Linked DNA regions of Homo sapiens: regions 1, 2, 3, 4 and 6 are each linked to region 5. A link is a loop called in an ENCODE intact Hi-C map of the cell type or tissue named here. Cell type or tissue: GM12878. All regions are shown on one strand.

What was found. A loop is a pair of places that touch in the nucleus more often than their neighbours do. Peaks named below come from ENCODE experiments on the same cell type or tissue, not always from the same donor. Only the 100,000 strongest peaks of a DNase experiment are listed, where the experiment ranks them.
Region 1: it touches region 5 in a loop (12-fold over the local background); 19 of 110 quality-filtered maps call a loop at or near these places.
Region 2: a loop joins it to region 5, with 8 times the contacts of the local background. A loop is called at or near these places in 45 of 110 quality-filtered maps.
Region 3: a loop joins it to region 5, with 7 times the contacts of the local background. A loop is called at or near these places in 9 of 110 quality-filtered maps.
Region 4: it touches region 5 in a loop (2.5-fold over the local background); 3 of 110 quality-filtered maps call a loop at or near these places.
Region 6: a loop joins it to region 5, with 14 times the contacts of the local background. A loop is called at or near these places in 22 of 110 quality-filtered maps.

Annotation. Positions count from the first base shown.
Region 1 is chr3:122,354,224-122,358,223 of GRCh38, forward strand. No RefSeq gene overlaps it. Among named protein-coding and RNA genes, the nearest start is that of MIX23, 27 kb to the right of the region's middle. In GM12878, a CTCF peak has its summit at 2,405 (motif pointing left); a DNase peak (open chromatin) is centred at 2,386.
Region 2 is chr3:122,256,496-122,260,495 of GRCh38, forward strand. CASR (calcium sensing receptor) reads left to right here. Exons shown (of 7, transcript NM_000388.4): 3 at 586-892. Among named protein-coding and RNA genes, the nearest start is that of CSTA, 67 kb to the right of the region's middle. In GM12878, a CTCF peak has its summit at 2,483; a DNase peak (open chromatin) is centred at 2,462; H3K27ac peaks cover 400 bases.
Region 3 is chr3:121,881,303-121,885,302 of GRCh38, forward strand. All of the region lies in intron 5 of EAF2 (ELL associated factor 2), which reads left to right. Among named protein-coding and RNA genes, the nearest start is that of SLC15A2, 11 kb to the right of the region's middle. In GM12878, a CTCF peak has its summit at 2,406 (motif pointing right); a DNase peak (open chromatin) is centred at 2,365.
Region 4 is chr3:122,011,560-122,015,559 of GRCh38, forward strand. The region is part of intron 1 of ILDR1 (immunoglobulin like domain containing receptor 1); the gene reads right to left. Among named protein-coding and RNA genes, the nearest start is that of ILDR1, 8.7 kb to the right of the region's middle. RefSeq lists enhancers at 1,286-1,335, 3,195-3,244. In GM12878, a CTCF peak has its summit at 1,945; DNase peaks (open chromatin) are centred at 1,448 and 3,402; H3K4me3 peaks cover 471 bases; H3K27ac peaks cover 3,894 bases.
Region 5 is chr3:122,099,258-122,103,257 of GRCh38, forward strand. All of the region lies in intron 2 of CD86 (CD86 molecule), which reads left to right. Among named protein-coding and RNA genes, the nearest start is that of CD86, 46 kb to the left of the region's middle. RefSeq lists an enhancer at 1,803-1,992. In GM12878, a CTCF peak has its summit at 2,488 (motif pointing right); DNase peaks (open chromatin) are centred at 2,057, 2,474 and 3,364; H3K4me3 peaks cover 497 bases; H3K27ac peaks cover 3,034 bases.
Region 6 is chr3:122,297,665-122,301,664 of GRCh38, forward strand. No RefSeq gene overlaps it. Among named protein-coding and RNA genes, the nearest start is that of CSTA, 26 kb to the right of the region's middle. In GM12878, CTCF peaks have their summits at 754 and 2,398 (motif pointing left); DNase peaks (open chromatin) are centred at 797, 1,777, 2,391 and 3,587; H3K4me3 peaks cover 681 bases; H3K27ac peaks cover 3,652 bases.

The DNA.
Region 1 (4,000 bases), 250 kb after region 5:
GGACACTGGCCAACTTAAGGTTTGGCAGTTCTTGGGTGAGCTGCCCAACCTTAGTCTAATCAACCTAATGCAGAATGGGTCAGCTGGGGGCACTCTTTCAGTAGGAGCTGTGGGTCAGTCTTCCTTAGAAAGGGCTCTGATGTAGCAGGCATCTGATCCACATGACAAATGGATGAATGGATGGATAAGTAGATAAAAAGCAGAAAGGTATATTAGATAGAGAGAGAGAGAGAGATAGACAGATAGATAAATAGATAGACAGACAGAGATACTTAGATAGACTGACCAGCATATTTGTCCTTAGAGAAGTAGGGAGAGATTGTGGGCTGAACAACTGAGCAAGGCGGGAACGGCATTCACGTGTTGAAATATTTTATTTTATTTTTATTATTATTATTTTTGAGATGGAGTCTCACTCTTTTGCCTGGGCTAGAGTTCAGTGGTGTGATCACACCTCACTGCAACCTCCGCCTCCTGGGCTCAAGCAATCCTCCCACCTCAGCCTCCAGAGTAGCTGGGACCACAGGCACACACCACCACACCTGGCTAATTTTTTTGTATTGTTGGTAGAGATGGGGTTTCACCATGTTGCCCAGGCTGGCCTTAAACTCCCAAGCTTAAGCAACCTGCCTGCCTTGGCCTCCCAAAGTGTTGAGATTATAGGTGTGAGCCACCGCACCCAGCCAACACGTTGCAATATGTTAAAGAGATCTGATCCCCACCCTTAGGAACCAAGTAATGGACAGGTCCTGGTTGGGCCAGCGATTAATGCTAAGTTTCCTTTTAGAGAAATAAGATAGATTTCTCCCAAATTCTTCCACACAATTCTGCCTATTTCTTCATGTAGGGCTTAGTATTCTCCAGAATTTTCCTATTAGAATCTGCCGTAAATTACTTAGAATGGAGCCTAATTTGTGGTAACCACTCAGCAAATGAGCGGTTATTATTATAATCTTCATTAATTGAACAAATATTTGAGCAGCATATTACTTGTGGGCTACATTTGGCTGCATGTAATAGAATCCCAAATATAGAGGTTTAACCAAATAGGGTAACCACCCCTGTTACATCCCCAAATGAACAGATAATAACATCTCACCACCTTCATATAATAACAAGTTTGAAGGCAGGTAGCCCAGGGCTGGAATGACAACACACAATTCCTTCTCCTTCTTTCTGTTCAGCCATGTTCAGACATGGTTTTCGTCTTCATCTTTCGTCTTTGTCACCACATAGGCAAATAGCCCTAATCCTTGTCACTTCTAGCCACCCTAACCACATTCGAGGTAGGAAGAAGGAGGAAAAGAGGAGGAAGGGACAGTTCTCTTCACACTGTAAACGTTTCTCAAAAATGCCCTAGCCTATCTCATTGGTCAGGATTGTCTGGCTGATACTTGGAGCTGCAGGGGAAGCTGGGCACAATGCTACCCTAAACAAAACCAGGATTCTATTGGTAAGGAAGAGAAAAATGAATATAGGGTAGGAAACTAGCAGTGTCTCATCCAGCTCAGACACTGAGAAGCACAGTGCCAGCCCTCAAAAACAGGTGGAGGAAAGAGATAAGCGAGGAACTGTAACAGTGTGATAAAGATCGTGATGGAGGTGTTATCGTGGATGTGCATAAAAGGGACACGTAACTTGTATTTGAGAGGTCAGGAAAGCCTTGCTGAAGGAAATGATAGCTGAGACCTGAAGCATGGATAGGAGTTGGCCAGGGAAGAGAGAGAATGCACAGATGTTCAGAGGTGAGACTGGGTCTTTTCTTGCAGCACAAAGAAGTTTAGTGGGGAACAGAGTGCACCATAGCGAGCAGTGAGGTTGGAGGTGAGCAGGAGACAGAGCATGGACTTCCTAAGCCACTTTAAGGAATTTGTACCTGTCTTCAAGGCACTAAGAAGCCACTGGGGGTGCTTTTTTTTTTTTTTTTTGAGACAGAGTCTCAAATCTGTCAAAAATCTGTCGCCCAGGCTGGAGTGCAGTGGCGCAATCTCAGCTCACTGCAACCTCCACCTCCTGGGTTTAAGCAATTCTCCTGCCTCAGCCCTCTGAGTAGCTTGGATTACAGGCGCCCGCCACCACGCCCAGCTAATTTTTGTATTTTTAGTAGAGACTGGGTTTCACCATGTTGGCCAGGCTGGTCTTGAACTCCTGACCTCAAGTGATCCACCCACCTTGGCCTCCCAAAGTGCTGGGATTACAGGCGTAAGCCACTGCGCCCGGCCAGCCACTGGGGGCTTTTAAGCAGGAGAAATTTTGCTTGCTGGTTTTTAAAACTGGAGTGGGAAAATCATTCAATCACAGCAATTATCTTTAAGTGCCAGTAGATTACCTATCCCTTCTTAATGCACCAGGAGATACACAAATGCACCTCAGCCAAGTCCTCTTCCCTTGGACAGGGGTGCCCCCAGCTGGCCATTGCATTCAGAAGCTGGAAGCCATGTTTGTCTAAACCTCTTTAGAGGTTGGGAATTTCCTTCCCAACGTAATTCTGTGGGATAAAATCAGGCTTGTCCTGGAAATGCTACCCCAATCAGGAGTGGTCACTTTCTATCTTCTTTATTCTTCAATGTTTATGCTCAATAATAAAGATTCTTTTTTAAGGGTCAATCAAGTTCATCAAGGGTACTCTACAAGCCTAAATACACACAGAAATCATGAGTAACCTAAGTAATCTCTAATATGTTTGATTAGATCACCTAACTCTAGATAGAATGTTCATTTTTCTTGATTTAAAAAGGGCTCACACATTTGATTAATCTCCCATTTTACAAGATGACAAGTTTATCACTCCTGGACACTGGCACATTAGCAGGGACTACTATAGCAGCACTGGGTACATTATCACTACATTTCCCAAACTGGTATCTTCAGTGTACAACTTATTATTAAAACAGGATCTTGCTCTGCCACCAAGGCTGGAAGGCAGTGGCACAATCATAGTTCACTGGAGCCTCAACCTCCTGGGTTCAAGAGATCTTCCCGTCTCAGCCTCATGAGTAGCTGGAACTACAGACAAGCACCATTTAAAAATTTTTTTTAAGAGACTGGGTCTCACTGTGTTGCCTGGGCTGGTCTCGAACTCCTGGGCTCTTGATCCTTCCGACTCAGCCTCCCAAAGTACTGGGATTGCAGACATGAACCACCACATGTAGTTCGGAGAACAACTTATAAAAGAATGACATATTAGAAAACACCCTTTTTATTACTGCACTTACTTGGTACATTTCAATCTCAAGTTAAAGCAACTTTTCAAAGACAAGGGCATTATATTTTCCAGTCAGCTGAAAACAGTCATTTGCAACCCACTCTCCATCCCATTCCTGATTTCCTTCTCTATTTTTTTTCATAGAACTTTATCACATTTTAGCATACCATATAACTTACTACTGTCTTCCTTCACCAAATATAAGCTCTTTAAAACCAGGTATTTTTGTTTTGCTGAGTGATGCAACAATAGTGGTTAATAGTGCCCAGGAAGGCATTTAAATATTTGTTAAAAGAATTTGCAAATGTATCATCATAGGTGTTTCTTCGTATGGCTGTCTTCTGTTCTGCCAAGGAAGGGCCAAACTCATCTGTGAATTTTCGCACCTTCTACTTCTTTTCTGTGTGTGTGAGTTGCTGAATCCTACCTTTCAGGCAACAAAAGCAAATCAACAAATTGTTCTAAGGCAGTAATTACACACAGGACCCTTTTCCAGCAGGCAAATCAACTTTCAAAAGCAATGTCATCCATCTTCCTTCATTAGTTGAGGCTCTAAATGCCATTCATCACACTAAACCTATTCATTTATACTGTCACTCCATGCTGCCGTCATTGCACATTTTTCATATGTTACACTGGAATGATTCAGGCACTCTACTAACATAATTGGATTAGCTAGATGGTATTTTGGCAGACCTGAAAATCTGGAAAGACTGTTAATGAATCCTTTCCAAGGATCTGAATTCCCTCCTGAGCAGCAGAATCAGGGAGATCTTTGTCTTTCTATTCTTGCAT
Region 2 (4,000 bases), 160 kb after region 5:
TTATTGTCATTATTGCTCTCTGTCTCTGTGTGAGGCACCATGCTGAAGATTTTGCATAATTAGCTCATGTCATGATCTTCACAGTCACCCTATGAGGCAAGTGTCATCCTCCTTTTATTTTTATTTATTCATTTATTTTTGAGATGGAGTCTCACGCTATCACCCAGGCTGGAGTGCAGTGGCACAATCTCAGCTCACTGCAACTTCCATCTCCCAGATTCAAGCAATTCTCCTGCCTCAGCCTCCCCTGTAGCTGGGATTACAGACACCTGCCACCACACCTGGCTAATTTTTGTATTTTTAATAGAGACGGGGTTTCGCCATGTTTTTGGCCAGGCTGGTTTTGAACTCTGGACCTCAAGTGATCCACCCGCCTCGGCCTCCCGAAGTGCTGAGATTACAGGCGTGAGCCACCACGCCCGGCCATGTCATCCCCATTTTAACAGAGAGGGCTCTGTACAGAGCATGCCATGAAGCCAGAGAGTAGTAACAGTTCGATGATTCAAACCCAGCTTTGCCAGGTCTTTACTCTAAAGTCGTTGACTAGAAAGCTTCCCATTTTCTTCCACTTCTTCTTTCTTCCAGGTATAATTTCCGTGGGTTTCGCTGGTTACAGGCTATGATATTTGCCATAGAGGAGATAAACAGCAGCCCAGCCCTTCTTCCCAACTTGACGCTGGGATACAGGATATTTGACACTTGCAACACCGTTTCTAAGGCCTTGGAAGCCACCCTGAGTTTTGTTGCTCAAAACAAAATTGATTCTTTGAACCTTGATGAGTTCTGCAACTGCTCAGAGCACATTCCCTCTACGATTGCTGTGGTGGGAGCAACTGGCTCAGGCGTCTCCACGGCAGTGGCAAATCTGCTGGGGCTCTTCTACATTCCCCAGGTACTCAAGCCTTCTCAGGCGGGGCACTGGGAGCAGGATCAGAAGAAGCAGGCTTGGGGGTGCCATGCCCAATAGCCATACGGTTTACCATATTCCCATCTCTGGCACAAAAGACCTATGATTTAGTTGATATGCTGTATCATGACCATTTGGGATTTCTGAAACTCCAGTGTCCACAATATCAATGATACCTTCACTATGCTTCCAAAATTCTTTTAAATGTACCTTGCATAAAACTGTGTCTTTTTTTAAAAAGAGGCATTCAGTTATTTATTTCCCACTCTATTCCTTTAGTAAATTTTTTTTCCTTCTACTTTTACTAAAAGGAATCAGAGCATATGAGGTAAATCCCACCTCTCAAATCCAAAATATCTGTCCCGAATTCCATTTCCTGAAAAGTCTCGCTGCTCCACTGTCTCATTGAAACTTTAGCTCAGAGGGAAGCAGAGCATATTTTCTCACAAAACAGGAACTTAATCATTGTGTTGCACATTCCAGAAACGGAGAAAATTCTATTTCATTCAAAAAATATTTATTGAGCATATATGTATAAGCGGTCTCCACTTTGCGGGAACTTAGCCTAGGTGGAGAGATGGTTGCGTTTCCATTTACTAACAGTTTATTGAAGCAAGTGCTTTAATAAACATTCAGTGGTGCATTTTTTTCACCAAAAAAAGATAACAAATGTGAAGTGCCATTTTATAACCTGACATTTTCCTTCTTAACGCTATAGAGCAAAGCATTTTTCAGTTTAATATTTATAAATCTATGACATCATTTTATAATAGTGAAAAAATGGAAACAACCTAAATGTCTGTGGGTGGGAGAATCAGCTCAATTGTGATGCATCCTTACATCAAGTTTGAAATTAAACTATAAACTATACCTTAAATTTATTTTTTGAATGTTTAATATTTAAAATTTGTAAGAGTACCTTTGATAAATTTACATTTCTATGTTGGGAGGGCTCCTTTTTTTTTTTTTTTTTTTTGGTGATTGCCATTATCTCTTTATATACATGAGACAAGAGATAGTTTTGTCATCATTGACGGAATCCTTACTTCAGGGAATTAAAGGTGTTTCCCATGGGGAAGCCCTGGCTTTGTAACTTTTGTGCCAAAGTGATCTGACAAAGCCTGTATCAGTAAATGTGCTGCGTATATTCAAACTTAGATACACGTTAAAGTAAGTTATTGTTACCCCATGGCCAACAGGCTAAGATGTCAAGTAAAGAAAGAACATGAAAAGGGGAGGGGCGTGTTAATTCTTTGTGTTTTGGATGAAAGATAAGGTTAAGTTGAGTTTGAATTATAAAAGTGCTTTGATTATCAATCAAACCAATATAAGTCTATCTACAGTAGGGGTTCTCTGCCATGTCTGCCATGGCTACCTATTGGAATCACTTAGAGAGCTTTAAAAATACTGGTGCCTAAGTCCCACTCCGCAAAGATCAAGGTTTAATTGAGCTGAGATGCAGCCTAGGTGTCGGGAGGTTTTAACACTCTGGAAGTGATTCTAATGTGCAGCTGGGCTGGGAACCACTGCCCTGCCGGGTGAGGTCATGGACCCAGGGGTATTTCGTATGCCAGCCACGCCACCAAGTGGATGGAACAAGCAGACCAGCTAGACAAATTGCGGTTGGAACAGTTTTCTGAATCATTCTTGAAATTCTCCCCTCTTACAATAAAAAAAAGTTTTGTGTGTTTCTGAGGGGTTTTTTGGGGGGTTGGGGCACAAAATGGTATTTACCCCACTTTAGAGTTGCTTTTTAAAAACTTGGTAAACATTATAAATACGTTCCTTAAGAGAACATATCCATGAGGAATATTATTGTTTTTGATTTTTATTCCATTGAAGCCCTTTTGACCTATTTTTGAAAAACTCAAGAAGCAAGCAATAATGGATGGATTTTTTAAAATGGTAGGTTTTGTGTTTGCAAAAATCTGATTTAGAGGCCTATTGTTTGGGTCTGCTAACAGAATTCTCTGAAAAACAATAACATCTAAACAAATTACTTAATTTAACCACCTGCCTCATAAGTTCTGTGGTATTTCGAGAATACCTTATTCTGATAAGGGAAAAAATTATCAATTTTATACTATAACTTCTAAAATAAAAGCTCTTGTCAGAAAACAGTCATACTTACTTTTTAGTCAAGTTGGCCTAATTTTTTTACAGACCAACGCCTTTTATGTTTCTAATGTAGAAACTATCCATCAATAAGAAGAAACACATTGGAAATTTTTTTTTTTTTTTTTTTGAGATGGAGTCTGGCTCTGTCACCCAGGCTGGAGTGCAGTGGCAGGATCTCAGCTCACTGCAAGCTCTGCCTCCCGGGTTCACGCCATTCTCCTGCCTCAGCCTCCCGAGTAGCTGGGACTACAGGCGCCCGCCACCACGCCCGGCTAATTTTTTGTATTTTTAGTCGAGACGGGGTTTCACCGTGTTAGCCAGGATGGTCTGGAAATTTTTACTTAAAAATATTGGACATGGAAAATTAATTGTTTTAAATGGTGAAAGATATTAAAAAGGCATTCTCCCAAATACCTTTGACTTGTTTTCTTAAGAAGTTTAAAATCTCTCTGGAAAAACTAGAGAACACAAGATATTAAGCTACTTCATTTCCTAGAAGAAATTCCATTTGTGTAAAAATGTTTCGTTCTTCAGAAAAAATGGTCCCATAACTTGGAACTTCCTAAGTGGTGAGCCATGATGACACAGAGTGCTGCAAATGAGCTGAAGCCGGCCTCATCAAAGATGTGGATCTCCTCAAGTGTTGGGGTGACCAGGTGGGGCCTGAGTGGTCAGAGCACTCCCACCAGGGTTGATCAGCTTCCTCTGTTTGCTCCATGTGTTGCCATAATGTGAAAAGAAGTGGGAAAGCTCTGCACTAACTAATGCTTTACATGGTATTTGGCTACTTCTTCAAGCAACGATCTCTTAACATCAAGGGCAAGACTTTCTTCCCTTGGTAGTCCACACCCTTGCTCAGATGCAGAAGTGGCTATGTCTTAGAGAGTGCAAACATGTCAAGACAGCTTCTCCAGGGTTCCTGTTCAGCCTCTTAAGATTTTCAAGACCCATATCAAAAGCCTGTCAAGCAGGCTC
Region 3 (4,000 bases), 220 kb before region 5:
GTTTGGTAGAATTCAGTATTGAAGCCATCAGGTCCTGAACTTTTTTTTGATGGGAGACTTTTTATTACTGATTCAGTCTTATTACTTGTACTTGACCTGTTCATGTTTTCTATTTTTTCTTGGTTCAATCTTGGTAGGTGGTATATGTCCACAAATTTATCAATTATCATTAGGTTTTCCAATTGGTTATTTTTAAAAAATTAGTATTATTATTATTATTTTTTGGAGACAGAGTCTTACTCTGTTGCCCAGGCTGGAGTCCAGTGGCACAATCTCAACTCACTGCAACCTCTGCCTCCCAGGTTCAAGCAATTCTTCTGCCTCAGCCTCCCAAGTAGCTGGTACTACAGGCGCATGCTGCCACACCCGGCTAATTTTTTTGTATTTTAGTAGAGATGGGGTTTCATTGTGTTGCCCAGGCTGGTCTCGAACTCCTGAGCTCAGGCAATCCACCCACCTCAGTCTCCCAAAGTGCCGTGATTGCAGGTGTGAGCCAATGCACCCAGCCTTAATTATAATTTTATTAAAAAATTTATTCCAGTAAATTTGACATAGGAACGGATGGTTTTGTAGAAAAAGTATAATTTACCAAATCACAACCAAATAAGGGTCATCACAGAAATGTAAGAAATGTTAAACATATGAAATGGTATCAATCTAATTCACCACATTAACAGATTATAGAAGTAAACCCATATGATCATTTCAACAAATGAATAACTTGACAAAATTCAGTATTTATTAATTTGAAAACATGTACTTGAGGCTGGGCATGGTAGTTCACACTTGTAATCCCAGCACTTTGGGAGGACGAGGCAGGTGGGTCACTTGAGGCCAGGAGTTCAAGACCAGCCTGAGCAACATGATGAAACCCTGTCTCTACTAAAAATACAAAAATTAGCCAGGCATGCTGGTACACACCCATAATCCCAGCTACTCAGGAGGCTGAGGCATGAGAATTGCTCAAACCCAGGAGGTGGAGGTTACAGTAAGCTGAGATCATGTCACTGCACTCCAGCCTGAGGGACAGAGTGAGACTCTGTCTCAAAAAAAAAAAAAAAGTAAAATAAATAAAAACATTTACCAAAGGATGAATATAATAGGATTTTCTTAGCTTTATAAAAGTTAATTACCAAAAAACAGAACTCCTACAAACATCATACTAATAGAGACTTTAGGAGCATTCCCGTTAAATTCAGGAACAAGACAAAGAGGACTAATGTTATTTCTGTTGAGCACTCTATTGAATTTGCTAGCAAATACAATAAAACAAGTAAAAGAAATATGATATAAGAATTGGAAACAAGAAATAAAATACTCTTAATTTGTAGGAATGTAAATTATCTACATAGGAAATCCAAAAGAATCAGCAAACGATAGAACTAATAAAATAATTTGGAAAGATTACTAGATGCAAAAGATATATGCGAAAGTAAAGTCCGTAGTGTTTTTGTCTATCAGTAATAACCACTTGGGAGGTGGTGGTTTTTTTTTTTTAAGTAAAAATAGTGAAATTTCTTTTCCTGATGTATCTAAACTAGGAGTTTCCTAATGAAATAAACCATCTCTGACCATTACTGCAATCATCCCATTGCTCAGCTTTATGAGACCCAACACCCCCTTTTGTAACAGATATTTTTAATTCTCCTTTACTATTTTGAAATGAATTTCATAGCTTAATATAATCTGTGTACATACATCTTTGAAAAGCATTAATTTAATTTAATATAAAGGCAAAAGAAAAACAAATTTATAATAATATGTGTTCTAACTTTGTAAATGTTAAAGAATAGCTATATCAGAAGATACAATGAAGTAACCATGTTTTTGCAGTTACTTTTAATGCATAGATTTGGATTTAAGAAAAACAAAACAACATTCAACTCATATTATCAACAATTTTTCTTTTTATTTAACCTGTAGAAATAAGGACTAGAAAAGTATATGCATATATATTAAAAAATTGCGTCTACAGCTGCCTATACAGACAACTATTGTTATGCGTATTGCTGCTCCAAATACAATGAGCAGCATTGATGTTACTAATGTGTTGCCCCAAACTATTTTTAAAAGAAAATTTTTGAAAAGTTTTTAAAAAATACAAAACAAAATCATCTTCAGTTTACATGATAGCTGCATACTTGTAAGTTTCAATTAAATATGTGCAAAACAATACTTGGAATTTATGAAAATGTATTTCAGCTCTGGTTTTAAATTTATAAACAGATCTTCCAAGTACATATTCCACCCGACTTTCAAAAATTTCACAGAATGTAGAAGAGTTCTTTATTGTGCAAGACTGGTTCATCCATTGCAAGACATTTAGCATTCCTAAACTCCCCTCCCACTAAATGCTATTAGCAATCTACAGCCAACAGGACAAGCAACCCCTCATGTAAATTTCTGTATCATCCCCTGGGGGGCAGTACTACTCTCAGTGATAACTATTGATTTAAATGCCTGAATATATTTCTATGGGTAAACTCTCTTTTTCTGAGTCATAATTACAGCTATGATTGAAAACATATTTTCTTTACTAAGCAACTCATAATCAAAGGCTAATCTTATATCTTCAAAACTTGACTGAATATTTCCTAACCTTGACAGCATAAAGTCTAGAAAGGCAAAATGGAACTCTGAGTACGTTTGGGTTTGTGTCGCTTGAAAAACTCATATTACAGGCATCATATAACATTCTTATGTCATATAATAGTTCTGTAAGTGGAAACTTAATCCTTGAAAATTATGAAATGCATCAGGCAAGGTGGCTCATGCCTGTAATCTCAGCACTTTGGGAGGCCAAGGCAGGTGATTCACCTGAGATCAGGAGTTCGAGACCAGCCTGGCCAACATGGTGAAACCCTGACTCTACTAAAAATACAAAAAAATTAGCCAGGCATGGTGGCGCATGCCTGTAATCCCAGCTACTCGGGAGGCTGAGGCAGGAGAATCACTTGAACCAGGGAGGCAGAGGGTGCAGTGAGCTGAGATAGCGCCACTGTGCTCTAGCCTGGGTGACAAGAGTGAAACTCCATCTCAAAAAAAAAAAAAAAAAGAAATGAAAGTGATGAGATGGTCATGAGAACCAGATGCACAGAAGAAGTTTTAGCAGATTTTCTTATTTATTTATTTATTTTTTTTTTTGAGAAGGAGTTTCACTCTGTCGCCAGGCTGGAGTGCAGTGGCGTGATCTCGGCTTACTGCAACCTCCACCTCCTAGGTTCAAGTGATTCTCCTGCCTCAGCCTCCCGAGTAGCTGGGACTACAGGCATGTGCCACCATGCCCAGCTAATTTTGTATTTTTAGTAGAGACGGGGTTTCACCATGTTGGCCAGGATGGTCTCAATCTCTTGACCTCATGATCCGCCCACCTCAGCCTCCCGAAGTGCTGGGATTACAGGCGTGAGCCACCGCGTGCCCGACCTCGCAGATTTCTTTATCAAATGATGTTATCAGTTCTGCAGTTCATGCAAAAGACTGAAACATCTTATAATTTATACGTGGCCTAAAAACTATTCTTCTTAAATTAGGTATTGATTTCAAAACATGCCAGCTTTTTTGATTGCGGATTAGTTAAAAAATATAAGAATTTTTTTAACCATTGTAATTTACTACCTAAGTGATTTCATTCAGTCTGTTTGCTTCAGATAAACCTGTACGATCAATGACTCTCAAATCTTTATTTCTAGGTCCAGCCTCTACCTTTAGCTCCAGACTTGTATATCCAACTGCCAGTACCATATATATTTGGGTATTTACTAGGTATCTCAAATTTACCACATGAAAATTGAACTTGTGATTTTTCTTCTACAACCATGTTCCTCTGGTGTTTCTCATCTCAGTAAATGATAACTCAGTAAATGATTTATCCAGTTGTTCACAACAAAAACCTTGGGGTCATTCTTCACTTCTTTCTCTTGTACCCTAAATTCAATGTTTTAATTAGTCCTATAAACTCTGTCTTCAAAGTACATTATGAATCTGACCACTTAGCCTCACC
Region 4 (4,000 bases), 88 kb before region 5:
CTTGAGCTCATTCACACTCTCTCCAGGGGTCTGCCAGCCAGCCCCACAGCATCCTGTGCAGACCTCAAACGTCCACCCCCTGCCCTGTCTCTCTTTCTCTCTCTCTCTCTCTCTCTTTCACACACACACACACACACGGGAAGAGTCCCAGGAGAAGAGGTACTGAACAACCCAGCAAACTCTTCTCCCATATCTCAGTTGTTGCTGTGGGTCCTTAGCATCTATTATGCACCGGGTGATGTACATTCTTGGTCTCTAAATCTCACAAACCCCCTCAGCTAGGCAACAGCCCTGCTCATATAGGTGGGCAGAAGTTCAGCTCAGAGTATAAGCCACACCCCCACGTGTCCAACATCACATACCTAAAAAGTGTCAGCATCAGGATTTGAGCTTGGGCCTTGCTGACAACAAATCCCAATTTTTCCCAAGCAAGCAAGCTTGATCTTCCAAAGTAGAAGTCAGGCGCCAGGCTCTTAAAAAGCAGTCAGATTTTCCAGATTGGGAAGGAAAGGCAGTAGCAAGACAGTCCATCTCAAAGGCAAAAATCACCCACTTTCTTTTCCTATATCCTCTAACTTCTCTGTAAACCTAACCACACTGGGCATGCACAGAACTAAGCAGGTGGAGTTTTCAAGAAAGGACCCAAAGCAGCAAATCAGGCTGAAAATGTGAACAGGATCAAAAAAGAGAAACGTCCTGATTGTAGTCATCCTGGTTGCAACTTTGCTCTTTCAGGCTTACTACAAGTTTTCAAATTCTTAATTTTTTTTCTATTCTTAAAATTCCTTTATCCTGTGGAATTTTCTCCTCCCCAGTTCATTGACTCCTCATTTCCTAGCTGTCTCTATCATTTTCTCTCAAAAATGTTAATTCTAGAACCTGACTCCCTGAGTTCAGATTCTGTCTCCAATCCCTAACAGCTGAATGGTAATGTAATATAAACAGCAGTTTATTAAACACTCTAGTCAACATTAGTTGCTGGGGGTCAGAAAAGGGAATTTGGTTAGAGTCAGAAGTTGACCTAGCAAGTTATTTCCAAACTATTGTTTTCCTTTGTATGCAAAACTGAGATGAAGATAATACCTGCCTCAGAGGGTTGTGGTGAGCATAAAAAAATGTCCCCCATTTAGCAAAGAGCCTGGCACATATAGACATTCAACAAACCTAAGCTATCATTTGTATCATTTGTACTTATCTTGACTACTTCAGGAGTTCCAGATCCACTGAGACTAGCATGTAAAAGCATTTTGAAAAAATGATACAAATGTAAACTATCATGATTGTCTTCTCTTTGCAAAATGAGTTGGTGCCTCAAAAGCTTCAAAAGTTTCATAGCTTTGTACCCTGGTGGACTCATTCACAGCTTGCCAGGCTCTGTGAAAGAAGGGAAGGAGACCTGTCACATGGGTAGAAAGGAAACTTCAGATGAGATATCAGAGCTCATGGGAAGGAGAGAAGGGGAAGGGGATTCTCTGATTCCCGCCATCAGGTACTTTCCAAGGCCAGGCTGCTGTGCTGAGTGGGGACTACCATCCTACACTAAAACAGAAGGAAACACACCAACCAGGGCAGAGTATCTTTACAACTAAATGTCATCTGTTCCTAAATACATGCACATCTTTGCACATTTTTTTATTCCTCATTTCCTGTGTAGTATTAGATTTGGCAAGAAGGAGTTTTAGTTTGTAGAAGATACTCACACAGTATAGGAATACAGGTATATATTTTAAAATATTTTTAAAATTAAGAACTATTTTGAAGGACTAGATGGCACTTCCCCTCCTTTCCTATGAACAGGCCTGCTTGGAAGGGATGGTAGGCAGGAGGGTGAAGGCAGGTCTTTGCCGGCAAGGGGCAGTGGCCTGGGACTGACAGGAATTGATTCCTGAGTGTTTTTCAGGTATACAAGCACCCTGACTCCATGTGGCAGGTTAACAAAATGCACACAGGTTCAATGCTATCAGAGTTTATGGCTGAGCAGGCTATCTCACCAAGCATATTTACCATCAGTGCCTGTTACATTTCCTCAGATAACAGTGCAAATATGAGCGGAATCAAGGAGAAGAGGGACTAGCTATGAACAAGAAGGAGCAAGACAAGAAGTGACTAGCTATGGACAAGAAGAGACAAAGACAAGAGGGAGTGGTCACGAACAAGAAGGAAAGGATAGGGAGAGCAGAGAGAGGAGACCAGGAAAGCAGATGGGTGGGGAGCGGAATGATGTCTAGGTACTGTGTGTTTACCCAAGGTCTGGCATGCAACACTTAACAGTGCAGCACCCCGAGAAGGAAAGTGCTATGTGCTGAGCACTTACTATGTTGTTTGACACGGTATTGGGTGTTTTATTATACATTATCTCATTTAACCTTTGCAAGAAACTGATGAGATAAGCTTTACTTTCTCTCAATTTCATTGATGAGGAAAATTCTGAGAGATTAAGTAATCTGCTTAAGGCCACACAGCTAGAAAGTAGCAAAGCTGGATTTAAGCTTAGACCTCCACTACACTACCATGTCTTCTGGATAAGTTTTCTAAATGGTTGAGATTTAACCCTTTGAGGAATATTCACGCACTTAAGGGACATTCACAAATTTATTTTAATCATTTTGTACAGAAGCTCTTCTTCCTTTTTGTTTGTTAATACAAAATAAATAAGTGAGAAACTTCAAACAGTGGAGGGGGTATCAAGTAAAAAGTTCCTCCTTGCTCACCATGAATTCCACTTTCCAGAGGTACTGCTGTTGACAATTTGGTCTACATCCCTTCACATCTTTTCCTATGTTGTTTTTTTTAAATTAATCATATTATGTACATTGATTTGTGACTTTTTCTTCAAACTAATGATATATTGTATATCAGTATATGCAGATCTATTTTTTTTTAGTAACTGCATGAACATTTCACTCCATCAATGAGCCACTTTTATTTACACATTTTCCAAATTATGGACATTTAGGTTGTTTCTGACTTTTAAGTATTATAAGCAATGCTGGCATTAATTACTGAAATGAATATGATTATATAAGTACGTCTTCACATGCGTTCTTTTATTCCAGTAGAATATATATCTCAAAGTGAGTTAAAGGGAATAAACCTTTTCTATTCGAATAGATACTTCAGGAAAGAAATGTATATTCCCATAAATAGCCAGTGACAGTCCCATGTTTCACCACAACCTATTCAAAAGAGGAAAATATCAATCTTTAAATTTTTTTTTGATAAACTACTAAGTGAAATAAATAGCCACTCAGGTGGTTTGAACTTAACATCCTTTTGGTTACCGGGGGAGAGGCCAAGACCTGGTTGAGGGGCAGATGCTTGGGGTTTCCCAAAGTCATTCACCCAGGTTAGTGACTCATGTCTCCACACACTAATCTCAGAGCACATGCAAATTTAGGCATGACCAGAACACACACATTCATTCATTTATTGAGTACACACTCTGAGCCAGTCATTAGTAGAAAATAAGAGATACAGGTCCCTGCACTCTTGGAACTTGTGCTCCTGGTAGGAGAGTCAATGATAAACAAGTAAACACACAGACAAAGTAGTTCCTGTCATGGATGAGTTTTAAAGCATTGATCAGAAACTACGAGAGCATTGAATATTAAATCTTACTCCTGTACAATAAGGGACTAAAACAGACACATGTATCCAAATGCTCCTGATAGTTCTTCTTGGTTGTTTCAAGTTCTAAATCAAGCCCAAAATCTAAATCATCATCCTTCCATACAAACTTGGGCCTCTCCCACATTTCCCATCTCAGTGAATGGAAAAGACCAAAAACTAGGAAGGAATCATCCTGGTATCTTTTTTTCCTTTGCTCTTCATATACAGTCTGACATGGTTTGGCTGTGTCCCCACCCAAATCTCATCTTGAATTGTAGTTCCCATAATCCATATGTGTTGTTGGAGGGACCAGGTGGAGATAATTGAATCTTGGGGTGGTTTCCCCATTCTATTTTCATGATAGTGAGTTCTCACAAGATCCAGTGGTTTT
Region 5 (4,000 bases):
TGAGATCTGAAAAGAGCTCAAGCCTTGGCCATGGTGTGAAGTCACCAACAACCTTTGTCAGGGAGTTTCAGTAGAGAGGTGGGGGTGGGAGGCTGGGAATAAAGGCAGCAATTGCTGCTTACTCTTTCAGGGAGTTTGACTCCAAGGGAAAGAGAAACTAAAAGCAGTAGCACAAGGTTTGTGTTTGAAGTAATGGAGGTGAACCAGGTGAATAGCCTGGAGGCCGAGTGAAGTGAGACAGGACACTGCAGATTTGGAATGTCACCAGTCCGCACAACTGAATAATTTCCTCCAGAACTGCTCAATTGCCCAGTTGTAAGAACAGATATGTAGACCAAAAGTAGAGTGTCCCCAGGGTAAATTTTATAGAGACAAAGGGGTGTGTTTATTGAAGTTGTGGAAAGGAATAATTACAAAGACATACTATTGTTGCATTGTCCAATATAATAACCACTAGCCATATGTGACTACTTAAATTTCAATTAATTAAAATTAAATAAGATTAAAAATTCATCTTCTCAGTCATACTAGCTATGTATCAATTGCTCAATAGCCACAGGGGCTGGTGGCTATCATATTGTTCAGCACAGAGACAGAGCATTTCCATTATCACTAAGAGTTCTTGTGGAAAACACTGCACTACAGGGTCTGGATAAAGCTGAGGTCTTGATTAAGTTGAACAACAGTTGTAGAAGGAGTAAGCAAGAGCAAAACCTGGATGAATAGGAGGTTGTGGACGGAGATTAGTATATTGAGATTAAGATTCTAGGGACTGAGCTGCTCCAGGTGAAAAGTTTCAGGGTTATGTCATAAGAAGGTGGGGGGCAGCTGCTGAAATAGTCTGCGGGTGTAGACCTGTGGAGTTGACAAGATCAAAGAAATTTGAGGCAAGGTTGTTAGACTCATTCATGAAGAAGTCACCCAAATTGTTAGCAAGACCTTGCATCTAATGCCAAAATCCTCATTTAGCAAGGTGGTAGTGACTTAGTAGCTACAAGCAATGAGAAAGTCAGACACCTCAAAAGGGGAAGGTGTTGCTCAAAGTCCCCACAAAGTGTGATAAAACAAACAGTAGCTGGGGCTGGAGCAAGTGGCTTCCTTTGGGTGAAGCCAGATTTCACTGAAATAATAACCTCAGGGAAACAGTCAATGAAGGGGTTAAAGATGTGGGAGAGTTTCCTTGTAGTAAGTAATGGAATGAGGCTTTCAAAGGGCCAAGTAAAACTTTGGAGGAAGTTTAGTAAAAGAAGGAATTTTTTTTAGTACAGATAAGCATAGGAACATAAAGAAGAGATAATTCTTAAACATATAAGATATGCATTTGGGGATAGCAGCCAGGGAACACTGAAGTCCCAGTGGGGTCAGAGACTTCATAAGGCTAGCAAATTACAGTTTTTGAGTGGCATTCCAACAGTAGAGTGTATTGCTCAGGAAGTCCTTAATTATCCTTTGAAACAAATTCCTTCAGCTGATTACGAAGGCATCTAGCTGGATTCTTGAGCGACTTGTTCCTGACATCATAGCAACCCATTGTAACTAGACTTCGACCATTCCTCTTACCCAAGTGCTGGGGAAGGGAGAGATTCTCAATGCTTACCCACCTATGGAATCCCAGTAAGTCCAGTTGCTAGGTGGCTTGAGGTCTGGGGTCATAAAATGGAAGGCCTGAAGTCATTTGGTGATCACAGACCTTGAGCCAAACTTTCCCCATTTAGTCAGAGAAAGGATTAGCAGCATCCCCCATGCCTGGCTCTGTGTGAGATCATGGAAGCCAGTGGTTGGTGAGGTGCTATGGAGTATAAATTGCAAAATACTTTCAGTTCCACTCAGAATGGATTTCAAAGTGATTTCCACCCCATGGGGAGGAGAGGGAGTCTGAGGAGGGATGGATGGAAAAAAAATTTTCATGTCATTTTCTGTGATCCACTCTGGAGACAGAGGCAGAGATTCTCTACAACAGCTGCTCAAACTATAGCTCTTGTTAAAATGGAGGTTCTGAATCAGTAAGTCTTGGGTGGGGCCAGAGATTCCGTGTTTCAGACCAGCCCACATGTGACGTGAATCTCATTGGTCCATACATCACACTTTCAGTTGCTAGGTGAAGAAGGGAGCACTCGATGAGTGGAAGAGAAAGCCGTTGTAATCTTTGGGAGAAGGGGCCTGGGTCAGCGGAGTTAGACTGGTCTGTGAGTGGACAGAATGGATGGGAAGGAAAGAAGATACTGTGAGGCTCTACAGAAAAAAAAAAAAAAAAAAATATATATATATATATATATATATATATGTAAATCAAGAAGACAGAAGCAGCTAAAGACGAAGTCATTTCCAGGTCCAGAAGGCACAACTGACAGCTGAGTAATAACATAACATTGACTGTTAATTGGCAGAATTTTTAACTGTGTGTTTGGTTTCTCCATCAGGTCATCTGTCCTATATTACATGACAATTTAGACTAAAACCAGTATTTCCTCAGAGACAATGCTAGAAGCTTTTACAGTAGGGGGCACTCTTGCATTACATTAAGAGCTCAGCAAAGAAGATGCAGAAGCCTCAGGTTTGCCTTGTAAGGTGATTCATAAACACACTAAATCTTCCTTAGGTCTCCCTTTCACTGTCAGGGTACGCATATAGATTTTCCTTCCTCCCTCCAATACCGGTACGCATCCTCTACAGGTGGTGCATTTTATACCTCAAGTACTTCACAGGGTCCTAGTGAGTGTAGTGAAATAGGCAGTGATTCATATTTGTGCAAACTCCCACTGATGCCTGCTGTCTGCTTCCCTAAGAGTTCAAGACCACCACCAACCCCTTGATTATGTGTTCTCACTGGGCCACTCTGTACACAGTTTAGTTTGACAAGTGCATGTCACTGTTATCTGTCCTTCTATTCCCTCTTTCAAGAGAAACCACATCAATTTAATTACTCCCCCACTTAGAACTCTTCAAATGAAGCTCCTCTCATCTCTCTCATCAACCCATCTCCTCCCTTTCCTCCTCAATGTCAACATGCCTTCACATAAATCCTGAATGATGAAATTTTATTTAGAACTTACACTAACTTCCTCTCCAAGGTGGCATCTAACTTCATATTAAGTAAGAAACAGCCTTCCCACTCTCCACCCCCGCACTTCTCACCCACCACTGCTTACTTTTTTTTTTTTTTTTTTTTTTTTTTTGCCAAGTCTCAAGTAATTCTGTAACCTAGAAAAGGTCCTACACAAACCCCGTGATCATTCACATTTAAGTAGTTGGGTGGCCCACATCCTTCCCACAAACCCCAAAGTGTCCTCAAGGACTAAAGCCTTTCTCTCAACCCTTCCAGCATGATGTCTATGGTTGTAAAATTGTCCAGGGTCAGTGCATACTGGGAGCAGCAAGTTTGTGGTGCCTGGGGTTTCCCCAATACTCCCAAAGCACATCCTCACCTGCCCATCTATGATTCATTTTCAGCATTTCACTCATGTGCCTTAAATGGTCATTGACCACCACAATCCGAAAACAGCCATCAAATTTGCCCAGTTCTCTTTCTGATCTCTGAAAGAGCTTAGAGAGGTCACTGAAAATAAAGGCCTTGGTTCACTATCGAAGTCATTTCTAAAGCATTTGACATCCTTGGAAGTGCTGGCCATGGGAGCAGCAGTCATAGGGGAAGTTCTGTAAAGGGAGCTATTTGAATTTCAAAGATGTTACTCAACGTGATTCCCCAACTAATGAAGTATAATAAAGGGGGGCTATAATTTATTACCATTATCAGCAATCTTTTCACCATAGCAGACCAAGGAATATGTGGATGGGAGGGGAGGGGAAAGCTTTTGGTGATGGTGTAGAAGTTATGGAACCTGTAACAGCTACAGTGATGAAAACTAAAATTAAGGTTATAGGAAGGTAACTGGTGGGTGAATGGGTTGTCTAACTCTACTGGTTTTTCCCTGTCTTGCAATTTAAATTCACAGAACCACAGTACTAGAAAGACCCTTGGAACATTTAGTCAACCACTTCA
Region 6 (4,000 bases), 200 kb after region 5:
CACCACTGCACTCCAGCCTGGGCGACAGAGCAAGACTCCGTCCAGAGCAAGGCTCCGTCTCAAAAAAAAATGCCATTCTATAATAAAAAAAAAATCCCTTTAATGCCTCTTTTATTAAACTCTCTTGAACAGGGTTCAATATAGTATCACCTTTTACCAAATTCCAGTGCAAAACAAACAAACATTTCAGATGGCAGTGTACTAAAGGATTCTTGCGAGTAACTCGCAGTATAATTTTTGTCAGGTCACTTACTGTGGTAGGCAGAATAATGGCCTCCAAATATGTCTATGTCCTAATCCCTGGAACCTGTAACTATGTTCTGTGGCAAAGGGGAATTAGGTTGCATATGGAATTATGATCACTAATCAGATGACCTTGAGATAGGAAAAGTATCCAGGTGGGCTGGATCACAAGGGTCCTTATAAGTGGAAGAGGGAGGCAGGAGAGTCAGGGTCAGAGTCAGAGAGAGATTTTAAGATGGTAGAAGTGACGAGAAGCCAAGGAACACAGGTGGCCTCTGAAAGCTAGAAACAGCAAGGAGCAGATTTTCCCTTAAACTTTCCAGAAAGAAATGCCAGTACCTTTAACTCAGTGAGATCCATTTTGGACTTCCAACCTCCAGAACTATAAGGTAACAAATTTGTGTTGTTTTAAGCCACTAATTTGCAGTCATCTGTTACAACAGCAATAGAACAGACACCTTCACACTTGCCCTTTCTAGGCCTCAGTTTTCTAATGTGTCCACTGGGGGAGGCAGGGGTGGTTCTGCTCTGACATTCTATGGTTGCGAGTCTTCCTGAACCGTGAAAGAATCAGGTCTTTCTCAGACCACAAAGATTTTGTGTGTTCAAACCACTGCAACTTCTGAAAACTTTCACATGGTAATAGGAATTGGTTGTCATAAAATTCATTTGACAATATGATGTTAGGATTAAATGACACTACAGAGAAAAATCAGACAAATCCAACATACTGAAATTCTTTCTATAGGACAACTGTTCTGGTCTCATCAAAAGGTCAGTATCTAGGTAGGTAGGTAGATAGATAGATAGATAGATAGATAGATAGATAGATAGATAGATAGATACACACACACATACATGGCACACATATATGGCATTTCTAATACACAAGTCTAAAGAGATATAGCAACCAAATATAATTATAACATTTGAATTAAAGAAAAATTTGGGAAATGTGAATTTGAACTGATTTTTAGATAAAATTGAGGAAGTATTGTTAGTTTTCCTAGGGGTGATAATGTGGTTATGTAACAAAATGTCGTTATATTTAGGGGATGAATGCCAAACAGTTTTGAGGTAACTGGTCACAATATCTGCAACTCAATTTTAAATGTTTTATACAAAAAAATAGACACAGATATATGTTAAAATATATGGCAAGATGCTCATAATTATGTAATCTGAGTGGTGATATAGAGGTGTTTGCTACACTGTTTCTGAATGTTTAGAAATTTGGTAACAAAAAGTTGGGGGATTTGTTTTTAAAAACTCTTTACAAATGTTTGTTAAACTTTTGCTCAGAAACTTTACATTTTGGATTCAAGATGCTCCCTTTGTATAGAACTGTTTAAAGCTATTTTGTAGCAACTCAGATTTGTGGCAAGATAACTACCACCTTATGTAAAATAGTTTAGATAAGTTTCCAGTCAAAAAGCTCATGGGAAAAAAAGTGATGTTCTTCTATGAATCAGTGGGAAATTACTGCCCTCTCATTGAAGAAAGCCTCACTTGGTGGAATGGGGATTTTTAGTCTGAGCAGGTCAGAGATTTTCATTTCTTGATTTTGCCAACAGAAGGGATAAAAGTGAAACTCTGAATATGATAAATAGAAAATTATTGCCAAGTAAAAGAAGGCAGGCACAAAAATTATTCCCTAAACACCAACATCCTACAACCAGTAGCAGAAGGAGGCTGCAAGAAATTTGTGTTTCTAAGTCTGACTAAAGTCCCAGAGCTGCGCCAGTCATTTTCTACGGACATACAAGAGAACACCAGAGAAAAAAATTAAACAGTATCATTCTAGTAAGCCCAGAGACAAGAACAGGATTAGCTAGAGATAGAATGAAAAATACTTTTATATAGTTTGCCTTTTTGACTTGAGAAAATATGACTAGTCAATACTGATTTCTATTTATATTAAAATAATTCTTAATATAAATATATTAGATATTATTAAAATAAGTAATATAAATATATTAGATATTAAGTACTAAAATAATACTTAATGATTAAAAGTTTTTATTAAAATGGTTAGTTTTTAATTTTTATTTGAAAATATATAGTTTAAATCTACAATGGAATTCATACAGAAAATTATAATTTGATCATATTGTGGATGACAGAGCCAAGATATCTGCTACCACCTGGTGGAGCATAACTGAATTGCAGTAAAAGCCTGAGATGAGAGGGTAGGAGAGATTGTCAACATCTAGCTTAAAGAAATCCCACCTAGGCCGGGTGCAGTGGCTCACGCCTGTAATCCCAACACTTTGGAAGGCCGAGTTGGGCGGATCGCCTGAGGTCAAGAGTTTGAGACCAACCTGGCCAAAATGGTGAACCCCCGTCTCTACTAAAAAAAAATCAAAAAAATTAGCCGGACATGGTAGCAGGTGTTCGTAATCCCAGCTACTCAGGAGGCTGAGGCAGGAAAATTGCTTGAACCTCGGAGGCGGAGGTTGCAGTGAGCCAAGGTCGCACCACTGCACTCTAGCCTGGGCGACAGAGTGAGACTCCTTCTCAAAAATAAATAAATAAATAAAAATCCTACCTAAGTCTTCATTCCAGAATCTTTATTTCTTATATTAATGCACAAAAATTTGACGTCTTCCATTATGGTTACCAAATATATCCAGTTTATTGAACATTGTGGGCTACAAACTCAAATAGTTTTACTTTCCTCCAGTTACTGCCTTTGACCAGGCTTTGCCAAATCTTTTTTCCCATCCCTTACCAGAATTTTGGGTAGAACCTACATCTTTCCAGTCATTTTCACTTATTAAAAAGAAGTCTTGTCTAGTGTAAAACTTGAGCTTTTGAGACTGAGTCACGCTCTGTCACCCAGGCTGCAGTGCAGTTGCATGATCTTGGCTCACTGCAACCTCTGACTCCTGGGTTCAAGCAATTCAGCCTCCCAAGTAGCTGGGATTACAGGGGTGTGCCACCACACCCTGCTCCCCACTAATTTTTTTTTTTTTTAGTAGAGACAAGTTTTTGCCATGTTTCCTAGGCTCATCTCAAACTCCTGGACTCAAGCAATCCTCCCTGCCCCCCGCCTGCCTTGGCCTCCCAATGTGCTAGGATTACAAGGTGTGAGCCACCATGCCCAGCCAAAACTTGAGTTTCTAATCCAATTTAAGGCTCACATTTTCTCCTCCCCATCACTCTGTCAAGAAAACTTTCTCTTAAGAGACTTAAGTGAGGAATGGCCAGGGTCTGTTTTTTCACTCATACCCACTTCCTTTTTCTGGGTCTGAAAGATGAAAGTGTCTCTCATTTATCTGGCCCCTTTTATAGGCCTCTCTTGGCTGCCTTTGCTTCTCTGGCTAAGACCAACAGGTTGCTAACATCAAATGACCAAGTAACATACACAGCAGCCAACTATTCACAAAGACAGGTCATTGCCTTTACCCCTGCCTATGTAGACAAAGAGTCAGAAACAAAGAAAGACCTGGTTGTTTGCTCAAGTTTCTGGTCACCTAAAGAGTGAGCCTAAGTCCTCAGGCCTCCCTGTTAGCTGGTCCTAGTTCCCTTTCTTAACAGTTTTTGTGGTAAGTAAATATAGATCATAGTAAATATAGATCATCAGTAAAGATAATAGGCAAAATAGAATAATATTACTTGAAATCAATTATTCGGCTCTGATATAAAAAAGACAAAACTAAACACTATTAACTTAGACAATTTATTTAAAAAGCATTATCCCAATAATGTATGTCATTAATGTACATCATTGGTTACTGAACCAACATATAATTTT